2 separate regions of the Homo sapiens genome follow, and region 2 is linked to region 1. Evidence: chromatin loops called from intact Hi-C (ENCODE). Cell type or tissue: prostate gland. All regions are shown on one strand. Each heading gives the region's core, and the rest is flanking DNA. Links, peaks and the distances in the headings are about the cores only. Region 1 has its middle 11 kb from the start of LYPLAL1-AS1. Region 2 has its middle 180 kb from the start of LINC02869.

Evidence for each region. Hi-C counts contacts between places; a loop is a spot of excess contacts. Peaks named below come from ENCODE experiments on the same cell type or tissue, not always from the same donor. Only the 100,000 strongest peaks of a DNase experiment are listed, where the experiment ranks them.
Region 2: a loop joins it to region 1, with 3 times the contacts of the local background. A loop is called at or near these places in 4 of 110 quality-filtered maps.

Annotation. Positions count from the first base shown.
Region 1 is chr1:219,565,490-219,570,878 of GRCh38, reverse strand. No RefSeq gene overlaps it. Among named protein-coding and RNA genes, the nearest start is that of LYPLAL1-AS1, 11 kb to the right of the region's middle. In prostate gland, for the core only: a CTCF peak has its summit at 3,346 (motif pointing right); no DNase peak of the experiment used is centred there; H3K27ac peaks cover 730 bases.
Region 2 is chr1:218,682,647-218,688,035 of GRCh38, reverse strand. No RefSeq gene overlaps it. Among named protein-coding and RNA genes, the nearest start is that of LINC02869, 180 kb to the right of the region's middle. In prostate gland, for the core only: no CTCF peak of the experiment used is centred there; no DNase peak of the experiment used is centred there.

The DNA.
Region 1 (5,389 bases), core at 292-5,291:
TATTAATTTATTCTAAAATGGTTCTTCTTCTCTTGGTCATAAAATTAGAGAATTTTTCTATCTCAATGTTCTAAAAGGGCAGGTTGCTTCTAATGTGACCCATAATCTATACTTGTCTATAATTTTATTGTAGCACATTTGAAGTAAATAGTGCATCATTTCTCCATAGGTGAAGTTTGTTCCTTTAGAGAATAATAATACAGTGATATGAAATTTCCTATTTTTGCTAAAAAGTTCACATTTTCATTTGGAATAAAATTCACGAATTAAAAAAAACAGAATTTAATAAAAATTAATGGTTAGTTTGTTATGTTTTAGGTGCCGAACAAAGTCCCATCCAAAAAAAAAATTATTTGGCTTTGGTTCCTTGGCAAGTGGCTGTGACTCAATTGTTCTCCTTCGATCTCCTACCCTTACTACTGTACTTCGTTTTGGAGGGGGTGGAGGGGGAGAGTATTAACAACATTGGCTTCAGTCTGGCTGAGTCTTTTTTGGCCATCTGTTTTAACTACACCTGAGAAAGGCAACCTTAGGCTTGTTTGCCTTTTCCAGGATATGTAAATATTGAAAAATAAAAGTGATGGAATCTAAGTACGGAACCCTGTTTCTGTTCCACACCTGCACACTCATCAGCTGTGCAACTCTAGTCAAGACACTTCTTGAAACCTTGGTTTCTTTTTTCTTTTCTTTTTCTTTCCTTTCCTTTTCCTTTTTCCTTTCCTTTCCTTCCTTTGCTTTTCTTTTTTCTTTTTTTTTTTCTTTTTGAGACAGAGCCTTGCTCTGTCACCCAGGCTGAGTAGAGTGGCATGGTCTTGGCTCATTGCAGCATCCAGCTCCCAGGCTCAAGCAATCCTCCCACCTCAGCCTCCCAAGTAGCTGCTACAGGCATGCATCACCACACCCAGCTAACTTTTTGTATTTTTTGTAGAGATGGGGTTTTATCATGTTGCCCAGGCTGGTGTCAAACTCCTGGACTTAAGCCACAGGAGGCCACCCATTTTGGCCTCTCAAAGTGCTGGGGGTTACAGGTATGAGCCACCACACTTGGCTGAAACCTTGGTCTCTTAACCTGTAAATGCCAACTTTACTAACTGTTTTACTTGCCCAACTTCCATGTTTGGTTGGGAGGAACAAATAAGATAAAAGATGTAAAATTGTATAGAACTATAAAGCACAAAATAAAGGTAAATAATTATAATTAGAAATATTTTCAGTTATTAACACATTACTTTGTCTTGCAGTTTTTAAAATGATAGCTTTTGGAGAATTTTTAGAATTATTATTTCTAACTGGTTTACAACATTTATATCTGTTGTGCCCAGGCTTTTATTATATCTTTTCTTACACTTCTGGCCCCTCTCAGACTGCCAGCCTCTCAGAAGTTATCTTTATCTTTATTTCCCCAAATTTCTCCTATCAGTTCCTTCCATTCTGCTGGCAGGCTAAGAAAATCTGTTTCTGGGTTTAGACACTGATGTTACCTTTCTGCAGTTCAGCTTCATTAGTTATTGTGGGGTCAACAAGTGGATTTTCTTCAATGGATTTCCAGGCACATCATGCACTCTGGGCTGATTGTGGGGTTCATGCTGACTGTGAGCCCAGTTTTCCACCACCTCACGGGGCCATGGCCTGGACCTGTGAATGTGGAGGCAGTGCTGGCCCAAGGAGGCCTTTTTGATGACCGTGAGTGAACAAAATCTAGACAAACTCTTGATCAGGTCCTCTCCTTTTTTGTCAGGCTTGAATTGGCTTGATCAGCAAGAACATACTGTAAAAACATGACGGAATTAAGGTAAAGGGAACTGCCCATTTTCCTACTTCTCCCTGGTTGTGTCACTGTGTGTACAGCCTGTAAGGTTGATCAGGCAGGGGTGACTCAGGCGTCTGGGCTCTGCCCTTGTGGAGACAACATGGCTTGTCAGTCCTGCTCAGCATCATTAGGAAGAGGGCTGACCTCCGGGAACTTTGCTGTGAAATTTCCTATCAGTGTCACTTGGTAAGAATTCACAGAACAGTAATTCTCAGAAGAAGACCTGTCAATAACTGTCCATCAAAGTGAGACTCATGCGTGGCAGCCAAGCTTCATAGACAAAGGTGGATCAGGAAGTCATTGTTACCATAAGGAAGGAAAAAAGGAAAGGCAAATTAACATTTTCTGAATGTGTGATGTGTGCCAAACACTTACGTAGGTCCTCCCAGCCTGTTATTTGTTTGGGTTATATTCAGCATCTCAGCACTCAATTATACCTTGTCTTGTTTGGTTCTTTGATTTATCTCATGGGGTGAGGAAGACAGGGACTTTTTTTTTTTTTTTTTTTTTAAGCTGCAACTCTTTTGTTTTCCTTGTAGGACTCTGTAGGGACAAGGCACATGAACCTGCGGTAGGAATTTAGCAAACCCCGAGGACAAGGTGAAGGAAACGTGACTATTGCTTAGGCAAAGTGCAGGACTTGGAACATATAGAGCATGTTTATGTTACTATCCAGGCAGGAGGACCTCAAAGAGTTGTTGCTTCCTTTTGTGAAGCTGTCAATGGTAGTAGAAATCTCTGGAGCATTCAGGAAAGGCTTCTACAGGGAAGACTTTTAAAATCTTAGCTTCTTTAACTATCTTTGCCATGTTTGGGATAGAAATGATAACTCTTTTTCATTGTGTTCTTTTGAAGCTCCTATTCTGGAGAATGAGAAACTAGGAGTTTTATTTCCTATCCCTCCATGGTGTGGTGACCCATGTCTGGTCAATTTTTAGTTTCCAAAATCTTTCCATTTTGACACAGTTAGAGGGCACCAATGCAGCTATTTTTAGATTTTCTCAAGGTGGGGAGTCTCAGTGACATGCATGCATACCTGTGTGCTATTTGTGTTACATGTATGTTTAATTTATTTCTCTGGAAAACTCTGCACAGGCCCAACTAGGTACCATAAATCTATTCCAAAATGTCATAGTTTGGGTTAAGTTCAGGGCTATTAGACTCTAAGGACTGTGCTAGATCAATTAGACTGTCTATTCATTCCTTCTGTACCAACCCAACCAGAAGTGCATTGTGATTTTAAAATGTACTCTGTTTTTCAATATTCTCCTGGTTTCCTGGCTACATCGTTGGTGCTCTGGGGAGCAATAGTGAGCAGTAATGACTAGCATTAACCTTCTGGGCAGTAACTAACTGGGAAGAACCTGGGGAATTCTGTGAAGGCTCATTTCAAGCAGGATGAGACCCAAAGATACCTGGAAAAGAACTTTTAGAAACATTTCAGAATTGAATTGCAAAGCTCAATATTAACCAAGCCAAAATCCACTTGAACTTGGAAACTGTCAAAGCATGCAATAGCCAAAAGGTGGCACTCCTTATCCACTGTTCATTTTGTTCCAAAGTAAGGTCATCTCCACGTGTTTTTCTGTTCCTTCTATTAGTTGTTTCATAATAAAATATTATACCCTCATCCTCTCCTGGTAAAACATAGCAATAAAACAGACCTCATTATCTGGATCGATATGTGTTTTGATATATACCAGTTCTTATCCCTCCGGATGGACAATGTATAAGATAAATTGTATTTTCAGTAGAGTTTGGCTTATAGTTCTGTGTGCATCTATAGACTATGCCATATAACCAAACACCTTTACTGTAAAATCATCTCTGACCAGATCCAAGGTTTTAATTTGTCTCTAGAGTTTGCCTCTCTCAATTTCATAAACTGTGAAAACACAGCTGGAGCAATTTACAGACTGTGGAAAAACTCTTGAGTATTTTTGCTGAGGTACTAATTCAAGGATCATGCTTTGTTATTTCCTGTTTCATTGTTGTTTGTAAAACTAGTTAATGGGCAATGGGCTGTTTCAAATTTGTCTAGTCCCTCAATACTGTTGCATGCACCTCCTGTCGGGGCATAGCATGAATTGGGTGCAAGCGTGACAGCAAAATGGCATTGATTTGAGCAGACACACATCACTGAGAATGAAATCATAGCAAACATTTGGAAAGAGCTAGGCTTGTACTCTTTGAGCTACATGAATGTGGTCCCTGAGGCTTTTAAAAAATCAAATCCTACTCTGTTATAATTTCCCACCAACCCAGAATATTTTTGAGATATACCTTCAGGATCAGCACTATCAAGTAAGGGAAAGTCTTTACTGTCTCCTGGCTATTGGTCCTTAGAAACAAAGACATAAAACATGATGGAGAGAAAATGCCAGCACTGAGTAAAGATATAAAGCAGGACGATTAGCTTCACTGACGCCCCACTAACCTACAATCTGGAAATCTAGAAACCTCAGTCATTTAGAAAACAAACATAACATCATACATAAGTTAAAAGAGTTTCTGAGCAGCATAGAAAATTGTTATAAAGTGCAAGCACCTTTCTCCACAGGAATAAAGCTTCTAGGCATTTTGTAACTTTAATGCCTGATATAATACAAGATAAGGGCTCAATAAATATTTGTGGAATGAATGGATGATGAATGGAGAGAAGCAGAACCTGAGAGAAACAAGCTTACTGAGGCTGATGTTAGGAAGGGACCATCTAGTGTAGGGAAAAATTGCTTTACACTCCTCAGTGCTGTCTCTGAAGGCATCATCACTACAGCACAATTAAATGATTGAGGCTTTCCCTGTAAACTTGATATACTGCTAAAACATGAAATTATATTTAGAGTGCCCTGGTCCTTGAAATGTATGTAATAAAATGATTAAGATTAAAAACAACTCATGCTGTTAAAAGAACATGTTTGAATTGCTTACTTTGAACATCCACTGCTTGCCAAGAACTGAACTTGATTCTAGCATAGAATGGTAAACAAGTTATCTGAAGTGTTGCCTTAGATTGCATATTTTATATCTTTATGATACTAAATAAGACATTAGTACATTTTATTATATACATATGAAGAACAAAGGCACTTGAACACAACAGATCTAAAATACTTACAGCTCTAGTTCAAGTCCTCGGTAAAGTAGTGATCAGTGGAAAACATTCAGTACTACAGCAAGATTGATTTATCAAATGGATTTTCCTGTATTGACAAACTGTGATGCAACTTTCTTAGTGGATGACAGATTAGATGAAGAAATCAGGTAAAGTGCTGAGAAGCTACAGTTTTCATCTCTTACCAGAACAGAATTGCATTATGAAAATTATCTTATTTGTCAGGTAGCTCACCCAATATTCTGGCTTCTAGTACTCTCTAGGTTGGGTTGGAAAAGCTCATGTTTGATGTGTGAAGGGTCACTGTTTGGAGTAGAGAAGTGAGATGAATTTAGTCCCCTTACCCAAAATGTTTTTTCACCATGCTTTGGGAAACGTCTCTGGGAAGGTTCGGCTGGTGTAGGTTTGAACTCAAGTTTAGTAATTTGTTTTACCTCTCTAAACACTTTAAAGCGTTTTTTTAC
Region 2 (5,389 bases), core at 163-5,162, 880 kb after region 1:
CCTCACAGGCAGCAAGAACTTCACCTTCCTTTCAGATGTTCCTCAGTTCTTTAGGAGCCGGAGAAAATACCACACTCCTGTGAGCCATTGTCACCTTTCCTCCCAAGACCTCTGTGTCCAAAATCTCACCATAATTCACACCAATTGCCTCTGATCCTCACTGCAGAGCTCTCTGATGAAAGGCCCCAGCTCCTGTCGAAATCAAACAGAAGAAAGTGTCAGATCTCTTCTTCAAGACTCTATGAACCTCAGAAACCATTCTCTCCCCAACAGTCTGCCAACCTGCTGCATGCTGAAGTTAATTAGGTATGGACATGTGGATTAGCTGGTGATATAAGCAGAGAAGAGTTGAGGCCCATTTAAGCCCCCACCCTCCCTGAATCCTAACTAGGAGGTTAGGTTTAGATGGTTGAATTTAAAGGGCCTGAGAGACATCCTAGTGGAGATTTTGAGTAGGAAATTAGATGTACTAGGTTTTATTCGCTGAATGTTTGCATCCCCTCAAAATTCATGTGTTGAAGCCCTAATCCCCAAAGTGATGGTATTTGAAGATGGAACTTTTGGAGATAATAAGGTCAGGAGGGAGACTCCATTAAGGGGTTAGTGCCCTTATAAGAAAAGATACTATAGAGCTTTCTCTCTCTCTCTCTCTTTCTCTCTCCCATGTGAGGATACGGTGAGAAGGCAGCCATTGACAAGCCAGGAGGCAGGCCCTCACCAGACACAGGATCTTCTGGTACCTTGATCTCAGGCTTCCCAGCAGCCATAACTGCAAGAAATAAGTGATTGTTGTTCAAGACACCCAGTCTGTGGTATTTGTTATAGCAGCCCACACTGACTAAGACATTAGGACTCAGTTGAGGGATCTAAACTTGAGAAAATTCATAATAATTGAAGTCATAGATTCATCTACAGAGTACAGCATAGAGTAAGAAGAAGAGACCCTGGATTTGGCTTTGAGGAATACCAATGTTTAAAAATCCAATCCAATAAGAGCCTGTTGCTTAAAATAGGATGTCAAGAAAGAACAGCCAGAATGTGAGGAAAAATGAAAGCATGATGAGTTACAGAAGCCAGGGAAGATAAACCGAAAATGTGCATCAGATTTAATAACACAGTGCATACAGGTGACCTTACCAAGAATGGTTTCAAGGACCCAAAAAGAGTGAAAACAGATAATAAATTTAAACAACTTCAAATATTTTATAGAAATTTATGTCTTAGATAAGCTATGATTAGAGGCTACATAAAATCACAAGTCAAGTAAGTCATAAATGGGTTATTAAAACTGGAGCCAGAAGTTTGGCATGTCATTTAGCTCTTTTCCTTTCCAATTGCTCATATATTTAATTATCTCAAGCATGACCCTATGATGTACATTAGCTTTGTCCAATTTTTTTCTAAATTTGGGACTTTGGATAGAATGACTTGGGCAAAAATATGATTTGATTATTTGGCTATTTTTAGTTGGACAAAGTAATCAATTTTAAGAGCTTTGTTTATTCTCATTTTCTCCCTTTAAGCTCTTTTATTTCCTCACCATCTCAATAAACCTCCTTGTGTTTATGGTTAAGGGAATGAGTCACTCCCACAGAAGTGGGTGCTGAAAGATTTCACATTGTTTTTCTCTACACAGCACTAAAACAACCAACAAATTTCAGGCAGTTTATTGGAACAGTTGGTCAACACAGAGATAAAATTCATCAAACCAGTCATATGTAGACTCATGCAAGTCATTTGAATAAAAGAATAACCAGTCAGAATGGTTCAAGAAGATGGCACTGCTTCCTCTAAAAGGATAACACTCTAGGCCAGGCACGGTGGCTCATGCCTGTAGTCCCAGCACTTTGAGAGGCTGAGGCGGGCAGATCGTGAGGTCAGGAGATCGAGACCATCCTGGTTAACACAGTGAAACCCCGTCTCCACTAAAAATACAAAAATTAGCCAGGCGTGGTGGCGGGCGCCTGTGGTCCCAGCTACTTGGGAGGCTGAGGCAGGAGAATGGCGTGAACCTGGAAGGCGGAGCTTGCAGGGAGCCGAGATCGGGCCACTTCACTCCAGCCTGGGGGACAGAGCGAGACTCCGTCTCAAAAAAAAAAAAATTAAAAAAAAATAAAAAAAAAACGATAACACTCTAGTATTCAAAGAAAAGCAACAACTGAAGTTTCATAATATTCAGAGAATAACATAGGCCCAGTATTTGGAGATTAATCAGTCTAACAGATAGACTCTAATGTCTTCTTTTTCCAGTGAAATTAAAATATGCAGCTCTATGTGGGTGTTGAATTTATTTTGCTGAAGTTTCTGACAGAAATTATATTTATTTAATACTTTAGAATAATAATAATCACAGACCCAAGTCTTTATTTCATGTTTCTCAATGGAAGCACATCAACACTGTAGGAATGTCAGAAAGCAAAAAGAAAAAACATTTTCACAGGGAGGAAAGTCATTCAGTGCTAGTAACAATATTTTAATGAATAATGATAGACCAGCACCATTGCTTTGTCTACTGGGTTTTCACATAATGGTACTAACAACAGCAATAGTGAGCAAAGAAGGGTGACTGTGCTGCTGCAGAGGCTTGCCTGGAGATGAGTCCAGGAAAGGTAAAACCAACTCTGCAAGATGACAGGATTGACTTAGCACCAATTTGAGAATAAAAAGTGCAAGTAGCTAAGCTTTGAGCTCTCCATCAGAAGCACAGGTTTTGTCTGAACCACTAAAGAAATTGGTGATCTTTTACTGTGTCTGTATGCCATCAAAAAAGGAGTTTTAGAAATGTATATTATGAAATTGGATAGTAGTATGTGAAAGCAGAATGGAATCAAATGATAGGAGTCACTTGGAAATCAAGATGGCCAGAATGAGAGCCACTGGAGACCATTTGTTTTTCAGTACCCAGTAATTTGCTGAAGTAATGTTTTGAGGTATTTTCCAGCTCTCTCACATTGCCTTCCCTGAGAAAGAAAAGTCTTGGACAAGGTTTGGGTCTCTGTGCCTGTGCTGGGACCTTAGGATCATCCAACTGTTTCTGATTGGTCTAAGTCTAGAGTCTATTGGATGCTGAAAAACAATGGAATTCTCAAATTGAAGAGCTCAATTTAGAGGCACTGAGAAATCTTAGTCAGACGATGAGTACTTAAATTAAAGGAATACATGTATATTTCTATAGAAAAGAACATACAGAGGTAAGAGACTGGCACCTTGGTCATTTGCTACTGATGAGTCGGGAGAGAGATTCCTTCTGCAGAGAAAAGCAATGGGATGGACATACGGAGAGAAACAAAACTAAAGAACTTGTGGCCACAAACAGAGACAGACACAAAAGATCCCCAATGGCTTTTTTATTTCAGGTCCAATGTATTTCCATAAGATGCCATTTTAGTTTTCATTATATTCCTGTTAGTTTTTCTTGATTAGAACATTACCTTGTGACAAAAACAACACTAATAGCTACCATTTATTTACTTAATGTTTACCATATCCCTATGCATTTACATGAAATGTTTCATTTAACTCCCTCAACATCATTATTATTACCCATTTATAGGTGAGACAGCTGTGGCATTGGTCCAATTAGTAAGTGAATGAATGAAGATTCAATGCCAGTGGTCTGATTCTAAGGTTAACCCTCTTAATCACTAGCTGTGTGCTTCTGTGAATCTCAAGTTTCATTTTCATCTATAATGTGGGAATAATGATACCGACCATACAAGTTACACAGATTCAATGTGATAATATATGTAAAGGCATTTAGTAAATTTTGTAATTCTACATGTTAAGATCTTGTTTTGCTTCGGTTTATTCCAGGTTTAACAATTCATTTACTTTTACCATTCACCTGTTAAGCCATCTCTCCAAAAGTTTTACAGATATTTATTAAGCACGTATATGCAGTATATTGAAATGTGATGTAGACACATTTGAGGCACTTATCATAGGCATATATAATGGAGAAGATAACTATGTATGTCTTATTCATCACCAACATTACTATTCTTCCAGATTTAAGATGATGATGATGATAATGATGAATACACTCATTACCAATTCAGAGTTGTAACAATATGGGTTCCATTTATCACACACTATTAAAATTGTTGAAGTTTAAATTTCACGGTGATATGATAAATGTCTAGAAGTACTAGCTTTTGAAATGATGCCAAAATATTACCATTCCTGTAGTGCGTTGGAACTAATTAGTATATGTGAAACTACACAATTAAAAAGATATTCTTTGTTTTGATTTGCCTAAGTTTTAGCTTTAATTTTATAGCTGCTCTGCCAGAAAAAAACTGCACTGAAAGATATTTCTTTCCAATAAGTTTGTAGTTTATTTTCCTCAAAGCTGTTTTAAAAGCATAGAATCTGAGCAAAGAGAAATGGATTAGTGTGATGACTCTTTGAAAGTCCTGATATACCATTCTGGGGATGAGAGTGCTCATGACCCAGTATTTCATATCCATGGTCAGTACTGAATAAACACTAAAAATCATTTTTCCTTGGAAACTACCATTTCTAGGTCCCATGCTGCTCCTATCCCTTCTGACAACACATTCTTTTTATAGTTACAATTTTGTTGACTTAGTTATACCACATGTAGTTAGAGCATATCCTGGTGGTGTTTCCTCGCAACTATATTAAAAGCCTATATGCTAGTCTCCCTGATAGAATCTGGTTTGCAAAGGTCCTCCACCACACACTCACGGTTAACCTAAGTTACTATTATGACTCCATAGATATACTATTTAGAAATGTATAACCCAGGCAAAACTGTCCTCAGCTTTGACCCACCAATGAATATATCAGCTAGAATGTTTTTGGTTACAAGAAAAAGGAAAATTCAAACTATTTTAACAATAGAGAGAATTATTGCTTCGTGTAAGCTGTAGCCTAGTTTTCAGGCACAGTGTGTTTCAGACATTAACCATGTTTTTCTGCTATATCTTCATTTATGTGCTTATGTGCTTCTCTGTTAGCTGGCTTCATCCTTAGACTGGCTTCCTTTATGGTTAACAAAGGGCTACAGCAGATCCAGGTCTCACCTCTGCAAAACATACAGTTCAGAACAATTCCTTTATAACAAAAGTCTTGACCATTTGTTGTGAGGTTGAATTGTGTTGGCCTTGGATTCCTGAACATTCATGAGCCAATCATTGTGGTCCCAAAGGGGTTGAGACAATATTGATCAGGCTACTGTTATTCTGCTCACCCCTGGAAAAGGAAGTGAGAGTCAAGGCTACAAAAATTACAATGGTGGGTGCAGGTGTAATCATTGTTGGGAAGACAGCTACAGTCTAGTCTTTGGTTATACCACATTCATTTATGTCATGTTTCTGTACATATGCTTTCAAAAAATGTATTATATAAATTGCATGAACCCCCT